2 separate regions of the Homo sapiens genome follow, and region 2 is linked to region 1. A link is an interaction called in ENCODE POLR2A ChIA-PET data of the cell type or tissue named here. Cell type or tissue: PC-3. All regions are shown on one strand. Links, peaks and the distances in the headings refer to the core of each region. The heading gives the core; the rest is flanking DNA. Region 1 overlaps ENAH (ENAH actin regulator). Region 2 overlaps EPHX1 (epoxide hydrolase 1).

Region 1 (4,388 bases), core at 73-4,072:
AGAATTTGAGCTAAGAATTTAAGAAAATTAACTTTATCTGCATTTCATATTTACTTTATCTTGTTTTAAATGATTGCTTATACCCTAGCTTTTAAAACTAAACATTCATAGCCTAAGGATTTTTCATATCTTTTGACTCTTGGAATGAAAACCCATTTTGAAATTAAGTCTATCGCTCAGCTCTTCTGCTTTCACATGCTTTTCAGGAACAGGTTATGTGTGAGAATAGGGACACTGGAATTCCGAACATCTGACATCCCCATTGTTGACCACAGTTCTCCACCATGAGCTCTATCTGTCACATTAAGGGGTCAGCTGTTTCACATCCCACCAGGTTAGGTGAGCACATAGTCCTTAGCTTTCCCACTTATTTGGTGATGCAGTGATGTAGAAACCATGTAAGATTGTGACCTGGGAAGAATCAACCCTGTGACAGATAACAAAAGCAGAATCCTGGGGCATTTTCCTTTTAGGGGACCTTAATCTGGGCTTCTTCATCCCCGGTGGATAGAGTCCAGTGTTGAGATCACAGCATCCTTTCATTGTCTAGGACAGGTTGTAGCTAAGATTACAGACCTGCACCACCACACCTGGGGAATTTTTATTTATTTTTAAAATATTTATTTATTTATTTATTTATTTGTTGATTGATTTAGTGGCAGGGTCTTACTCTGTCGCCCAGGTTGGAATGCAGTGGTGCAATCTCAGCTCACTGCAACTTCTGCCTCCCAGGTTCAAGCGATTCTCCTTCCTCAGCCTCCCAAGTAGCTGGTATTACAGGCGCCTACCACCCCACCCAGCTAATTCTTATAGTTTTAGTATAGACGCGGTTTCACCATGTTGGCCAGGCTGGTCTCAAACTTCTGACCTCAAGTGATCTGTCTGCCTCAGCCTCCCAAAATGCTGGGATTACAGGTGTGAGGCACCATGCCTGGCCATATTTATTTTTAAAATATTTCTTTGTCCTTTTCTTCCTCTACCAGCTAATCTTAAATTTTTTTTTTCTAAAGACAGGGTCTTGCTGTGTTGCCCAGGCTGGTCTTGAACTCCTGGCCTTAAGCAATTCTCCTGCCTTGGCCTCCCAAAGTGCTGGAATTATAGACATCAGCCACTGTACCCAACCTATGAAGCTTTTAGTATTTAAAGTTTTTATGTTTTTCAAGAGATTTGTTGCAGCCATAAAAAAGAACAAAATCATGTTCTTTGCAGCTGGAGGCCGTTAGCCTAAGCAAATTAATATAGAAACAAAAAACCAAATAACCGCATGTTCTCACTTATAAGTAGGAGCTAAACATTGGTTACACACAGACACAAAGATGGGAACAATAAACACTGGGGATTCCAAAAGCAGGGGAGGAAGTCAAGAGTGAAAAACTACTTATCGGGTACTGACTGGGCCCGGTGGCTTACGCCTGTAATCCCAGCACTTTGGGAGGCCGATGTAGGTGGATCACAAGGTCAGGAGAGCGAGACCATCCTGGCTAACACAGTGAAACCACATCTCTACTAAAAATACAAGAAAAAAATTAGCCGGGCGTGGTGGCAGGCGCCTGTAATCCCAGCTACTCAGGAGGCTGAGGCAGGAGAATGGTGTGAACCCAGGAGGCGGAGCTTGCAGTGAGCCGAGATTGCACCACTGCACTCCAGCCTGGGCGACAGAGCAAGACTCCGTCTCAAAAAAAAAAAAAAAACCCAACAAAAAAACACTACTTGTCGGGTACTATGTTCACAACTTGGGGGGCAGGAAGCCCAAACCTCAGCATCATGCAGTGTACCTGTGTAACAAACCTGCATACCCCTGAATCTAAAAAAAAGAAAAATTTGTTAATGGAAGTATTATCATATTTTTGAATATACAAGTGAAATTATGAGTCTTTGCTGATAAAGACTTAATTTCTTTTTTTCTTTTCTCAGTCACCAGGTTAGTACTGGTGAGCTCAACAACATAAATGAGATAGCCTGTAATCTAACAGCCTTAGAGGAAGCATTTTTACCAATATTAAGCCAAACAGAAAAATTGGGAAATATAATTTAGAAAAACAAGGGAATGAATTTACTTTGCTAATTATAGACAAAATTAAAACCACCTTTGTTTTATTTTTCTCTAAGCCTGTTTTTTCAGAGATCTCTTAAATCCGTAGTAAGAACTCTAGTGTCTTGAAAAATTCTATCTGCCTTTCTTTTGCATTTTAGCATAATCCAGAACCTTTTCTGTAATAAAAAGTTCCCCTACTTTTAAAGCCTTAACTTGCAAGTTTTTCTGTTTCAAGTTGAGAAGGTTCTGTAAACTGGGCCATGGTGGGGGTGCTGGAGTGGAGGATTTCTCTTTATGTCTTATCCCTGTGCCCCTCACTGCTTCTAGTTTTTTCCTTTTGAAATCCATCCTTCGAGTTACTTCCTGGTGCAAATTACTCTCTGTGATCCCCTATCCCCTAGCTCTTATAAGCTGCCCTTACATGCTTAAGGCTTGTGGTTATGTCATTCTGCCATAGTGCTATGGTCTGAATATGTGTATGCTCCCAAGATTCTTAGGTTGAAACCTACCCCCAAGGTGATGGTATTAAGAGGGTAGGGGCTTTGAGAGGTGGTTAGGTCAGGGGAGCTTGCTCCTTTTGCCCTTCTGCCATATGAGGACAAATAGAAGGTGCCATCCATGAACAGCATGCCCTCACCAAACACCATATCTGTTGGCAATTTGATCTTGGACTTCCCCAGCCTCCAGAGCTGTGAGCAGTACACTCATGTTTATAAATTACTCAGTCTAAGGTATTTTGTTGTAGCAGCAGGAACAACTAAGACACATAGCTTATCAAATATTTAATACAATATATAACATTTTAACAGCTTTAAAAAAATAGAGATGGGGTCTTGCCATATTGCCCAGTCTGGTCTCTAACTCCTGCGCTCAAAGGATCCTCCTGCCTCAGCCTCCCAAAGTGCTGGATTATAAGCTTGAGTCACAGTGCCTGGCCAACACCTTTATTGAGGACATACAATAAATGTCACATATTTAAGGTGTACAATCAAGATAGCAAACATATCCATCACTCCTAATATATAAACATATGAACACAAATTTGAAGGGACATCACCCCATAAGCCTAACACTCAATATGTATAATAACCTTCAGTGTTCTTTTTCAATGAACATAACCATGGACACTTTTCCATGTTGTTACATGGTCTTAATAATAGTATGACTTTTTAAAGAGTTGAGCAATGGCATGTTAAAAACATGTTCTTTACACATCTAAGATGATAGTACATAGATTGTTTCATGTTAGAAGTAGAAACATTTTCAGCTTCTTTTGAAGTGAGAGATACGAAGAGGGAGGCTATGAGAGAATCAAAGAGAGCACAGGGAGTTCTCAGTGGTCTCCCCTCTTCCAAGGCAAATACTTCTGTCTCCAAGGACTGAGTAGAGCTTTGAGAAGGAGGATAGGTATGTCACAGAGAGTAACTAATTTCTGATTAGGTGAAACTGAAGCTGTGTGCTGAGGTAAATGGTAAATTTAGGAGTGACTGCTTGGGATTTATTCAGTTAGAGGTCCATGTAGCAGGTGGGAAATGTTTGTATTTGATGTGTGCGGTTAACAAAAGCCAATGAAGAATTTGGGAGATTGAGTGACTGGGCCATTATGGTGTATATGTAAAATAATCTTAGTGGTTGATTAAGAGATAGATTTAGGCCGGGCGCGGTGGCTCACGCCTGTAATCCCAGCACTTTGGGAGGCCGAGGCGGGCGGATCACGAGGTCAGGAGATCGAGACCATCCCGGCTAAAACGGTGAAACCCCGTCTCTACTAAAAATACAAAAAATTAGCCGGGCGTAGTGGCGGGCGCCTGTAGTCCCAGCTACTTGGGAGGCTGAGGCAGGAGAATGGCGTGAACCCGGGAGGCGGAGCTTGCAGTGAGCCGAGATCCCGCCACTGCACTCCAGCCTGGGCGACAGAGCGAGACTGCGTCTCAAAAAAAAAAAAAAGAGAGATAGATTTAAAGAAGTAATTCCCATGGCCATACTGAGTCAGAAGGGTGATAAGTATAATGAGAATGGTTGGTGTGAAAGGTCACACCAAGGTTCTGGAATTTGGTAATAGGATGATAGCATTGTCACTCTTAAAAAGATGATTAGGCAAGTGGACATGGGTGAAGATTTTCCCAAGGAGATTTGTTTTAATTCGGGACACATTTTATCAAATGATAGTATATCACCATAAGGAAGGAGGCTTTCAAAGACTACAAAGGACTATCTCCACACTTTTTTTTCTTTTTTTTTGATGGAGTCTAGCTCTGTTACCCAGGCTGGAGTGCAGTGGTGAGATGGCGGCTGACTGCAGTCTCTGCCTCCCAGGTTCAAACGATTCTCTTGCCTCAGCCTCCTGAGTAGC
Region 2 (4,388 bases), core at 105-4,104, 190 kb before region 1:
ATTTTAGTTGGAGAAGACCAGCCAAACACTTGACATTTCTTGGCCCCCTGGCAGCTAAGTATGACAGAGTGATTAAGTGCGGACAAAGAGTTATAAATGTATTAGAGCAGAGCCACCTGGGGCCCAGACAGTACCTTGTGTCAAAATTTTCTCCAGTGCATCTGAAATCGCACTGTGATCCTGTCCCCCTAAACTTTGTCTTCTCTTGGTGTTCCCTCCCTCAGTAACTGACATTACCCGCCCTGCTACTGCCAAGCCAAAAACCCAGGCAACGTCCTTGAAACCCCTCTCCTTCACTCCGCCACAGATATCAGTAAGTTCTGGCAGCTGAACTTCCAAAGTACATCTCAAATCCATCTCCAACCCAGCCCAGGTTCCTGTGGCTCTCCCCTGGACTACTACCCTGCCCGGTCCACTCACATCTGCTCTACCCCTTCCAACACAATGGCCACTCTGAAGCCACAGCAATCTTTTTAAAACATTTTTTTTTTTTTTAGATGGAGTCTCTCTCTGTCCCCAGGCTGGAGTGCAGTGGCACGATCTCGGCTCACTGCAACCTCCGCCCTGGTTCAAGCAAGTCTCCTGCCTCAGTCTCCTGAGTAGCGGGGACTACAGGCGCATGCCACCATGCCCAGATAATTTTTGTATTTTTTTTTTTTTTTTTTTTTGAGACGGAGTCTCGCTCTGTCGCCCAGGCTGGAGTGCAGTGGCGCAATCTCGGCTCACTGCAAGCTCCGCCTCCCGGGTTCACGCCATTCTCCTGCCTCAGCCTCCCAAGTAGCTGGGACTACAGGCGCCCGCCACTACGCCCGGCTAATTTTTTGTATTTTTAGCAGAGATGGGGTTTCACCATATTGGCCAGGATGGTCTCAATCTCCTGACCTCGTGATCCGCCCGCCTCCGCCTCCCAAAGTGCTGGGATTACAGGCGTGAGCCACCATACAAACCTTTTTTTTTTTTTTTTTTTTAATGGAGACAGGTTCTCACTATATTGCCCAGGCTGGTCTCAAACTCCTGGGCTCAAGTGATCCTCCTGCTTTAGCCTCCCAAATAGCTGGATTACAGGCATGAGCCAGGCCAGAGTGATCTTTTGGAAATGCAAATCTGATCATGTATATCCCATCCCCTGCGAAACCCTTAAAGAGCTTCCCATTGTCCTTGGGTTAGTGTGGCCTTCAAGGCCTGTGTGATCTCACCACTCCCCTAGCCCCTCAGAGTGCTACTGGTATCAATATTATGGAGAAACAGTTTACTTGAAAGCTAAGTGAGAGTTTTAGGGCTGGGATCTCACGCTGCCCCCCGATCTTTCAGTTTTGTGCTCACCATGCTGTCTTACTGTGGGGCTTTATGAAGGCGAATCCCTCTGTCGAAAAGCTATTCCCTCCCCTTCCCACCTCCCTAACTTCTATCCACCTTTCAGATTTCAGACTGACTGTCCCTCCTCTGGGTAGCCTCTCCTGACCTATCCCAGCAAGGCAGATCTCTCAGTCCTAGCCTTCGTCGAGCTCACATTTGTCAGGGTGATTATGTGACTGACAGCTGGACGGAAGCTCCTGTAGGCCACTGACCATGTCTGCTTTGGCTCCCATCTGGACTCTCAGTGCCTGGCATTCTAGTAGAAGCTTAATTATTTGTTGAATGAATGAATGAATTTAAAAATTCTTTGAATGAGAGCATAGAAAATTAATCAGAACTTTTGAACAAGAAGAGCTGAATTCCCCTTGAGGAATAATAAATATAACCTACTTAGCCTAGTTGGTAGAGACAGACCATAAGATGCAGGAAGAGGGCTGAGTAGGTGGCATGAGGCACTATAACGCCCCCTGACCCCAAAGAAGACTGGAGAACCAGTATCCTAGGCGCACTACAAATATCAGGGTTTTGGGTCTAAAAAGATGGGGTCAGACTCAGATCCGGCCACACAAAGTAAAGGGCAGGTCTACCGCCTGCCCAAAGACTCCCCTCCCCCAACCCAAGCAAGCAGTCAGAACCTCACCACAAGAAAGTGCTCCTAAAATCGCAGTAAAGTGCTAGCCGGCCATGACTCAGCACTTGCCATGTGCCCGGCCTTGGCTAAGTGCATTGCAGGGCAGAATGCCCAAGTATTTTTCCAGAACAAAGGCCATGAGGTGGACCCAGCCCTGCGACAGTTGGGCAGGCCTGGCTCTGACTGTGTTTCTCTAATAGTGACTGAGACTCACAGCAGCGTGAAAAGCCAGTGCTTCTCCTGGGGGAAGTCTGCCACTTTGGGGAGGAAAGTGTGGGGGCAGAGAGGGTAAGGGAAAAACTATGGCATGACCTGCCCCTCAGATGCCAGGCCAGAGAGGTAGGTGGGCTTGGAGGGTCTGCTGCTTCTGCAGGCCTGGTCCCAAGCCTGCCCCCATACTGCCCTCCCCAGCACCCCAGCCTCATCACTCCTCCCTGGGGAAGGCGAAGGGAACATCCAGTGGAAAGGGAAAAACGGATGGCTTCCCTCCCATTCCTGGCCTGCCTGCCAAGCGGACGCAGGATGGGAGCCTGGGAGCGTTCCTGCTGTGAACTCCCTGTCAGCAGCTACCCAAGCCTTGGGGCTCCCAGGGGCTTCCCAAAAGCCATCCTGAAGCTCCCAGCCCCACTCCCTTGGCTGGCCCAAGAGTGACGGAGGCAAACCCTGGGGGGAACTCCCAGCTTCTCCCTCAGCCATTGTCCCTGAACCCCAGGGACCCCTGGAGACTCAGGATGGAAGAGGCCGGATGCAGGCAAGCTGGGATTGTGCACCAGGCCAATGGCCGTGTTTATCTCTGTGCAAGCGCCGGAGCCAAGCCCTGGGAAAACAGCTTAGAGCCAGAAACCAAGGGAAAGGAAAAATGCAGTTTACAAGCAGGAAAAAAAAAGCTGGGGGAGAGTAAAAGAGCAGTAAAAAGTGTCAGGAGACAGCCTTCTTGGGGGCAGGAGTGCTGTTCTGGGGCATATCGCCCTCTGTGTGGGAGGGAATTCCCTCCACCTCCATGCTATCTACATGTCTGGAGAGATAGAAAGAAAACAATTTGGGATTGGCACTGGGATGCCAATGTGGTTGAGGGAGCCCCGAGCCAGCCCGCGGGCAGTTAGGCCCTCACTGCCTGCTTTGCTGCCTGGCCCTGCTGCCTGCCAGCCATGTAGCCTCAGGTCAGTGACTCCACTTCTCCAGGCCTCCGTGGCCCCATCTGCTGTGGAGGGTCTGGAGAGGGGAAGGGGAAGGCCACGCGGGTGGGCTGGCCAAATCCTGTGCACCTTCGGAGAGGGGACGGCTACTTCCACACTCTTTAAAGGCCACACAAACTTTAAGTTACAGAACTCAAGAAGACCGAGAGATGCCCCACATGCTGCAGGGCTCATGAGCTCTTGGCCTGGAGTTTCATTTGAGGTCCCATTCCATCTCACATTCTGCCAATTAAAATTAGAGCTGTTGAGTTGCTTCCATTGGTTCTAAATTACCAGAGAAAAAACTCAAGCAGAACCCAGTTCACCACCTATAAAGAAAAAGCATTGCCCTCTATGCAATTTCAGTCCTTGACATTCTCTTTTTTTAATCTTTTAAAATTAAAAAAAGTTAGAATAACTTGTTTTTTCTTTTAATTTTAAAGACAGAGCCTTGCTTTATTGCCCAGGCTGGAGTGCAATGGTGCAATCTCAGCTCACTGCAGCCTCGACCTCCCAGATTCAAGCAATTCTCATGCCTCAGCCTCCTGAGTAGCTGGGATTACAGGCACCTGCCACCACCATGCCCGGCTGATTTTTGTATTTTTAGTAGGAAAGGGGTTTCGCCATGTTGGCCAGGCTGGTCTCAAACTCCTGTTAAGCGATCCGCCTGCTTTGGCCTCCCAAAGTGCCGGGATTACAGGCATGAGCCACCATGCCGGGCCAGTCCTTGGCATTCTCTACTTGAGTGGAGAGAGGCTCCTATTCCAGGGGATAATAGGAGCAGATCATATAACACACTTACCGGAGTTCCTTCCCACCATTAACCACACTCTGCACCTCCCCCTTCTCCCCAAGGTGTCTTTTCCTCAACAATGTGCTCCACGATCTGGAAGCTTCCTTGCAGTGTGTAACAGGAGAGCACTGAAAGCCGGGCCTCATGGAGGAACCTGAGCCTGCCGTCTCATCTAGCAGAGCAGCAAGAGGACTAGGGGTGCTTCCTGTAGGGCAGCCCGAGGACCAGGGTCCGAGTTCTGGGTTGTTTGGTCGTGGTGAAGGTTAGTTTGTTTGTGGCAATGCTTAGGTTTCAAAAAGGAGTTTAAAAGTCCCAAAAGACTAAAAATATTTATGGGGTTCAATCAACAGTCCTGAAGGCAACTCTGAAATTAAGATGTTCCATCTCGACCGGGTGCCGTGGCTCACGCCTGTAATCCCAGTACTTTGGGAGG

The links. Peaks named below come from ENCODE experiments on the same cell type or tissue, not always from the same donor. Only the 100,000 strongest peaks of a DNase experiment are listed, where the experiment ranks them.
Region 2: POLR2A ChIA-PET joins it to region 1 with 6 read pairs; 2 of 35 experiments call an interaction of 5 or more read pairs at or near these places.

Annotation. Positions count from the first base shown.
Region 1 is chr1:225,620,891-225,625,278 of GRCh38, reverse strand. The region is part of intron 1 of ENAH (ENAH actin regulator); the gene reads left to right. Among named protein-coding and RNA genes, the nearest start is that of ENAH, 30 kb to the left of the region's middle. In PC-3, for the core only: no CTCF peak of the experiment used is centred there; no DNase peak of the experiment used is centred there.
Region 2 is chr1:225,815,507-225,819,894 of GRCh38, reverse strand. The region is part of intron 1 of EPHX1 (epoxide hydrolase 1); the gene reads right to left. Among named protein-coding and RNA genes, the nearest start is that of EPHX1, 7.6 kb to the right of the region's middle. RefSeq lists enhancers at 1,264-2,090, 2,091-2,918. In PC-3, for the core only: no CTCF peak of the experiment used is centred there; a DNase peak (open chromatin) is centred at 2,084; H3K27ac peaks cover 1,563 bases.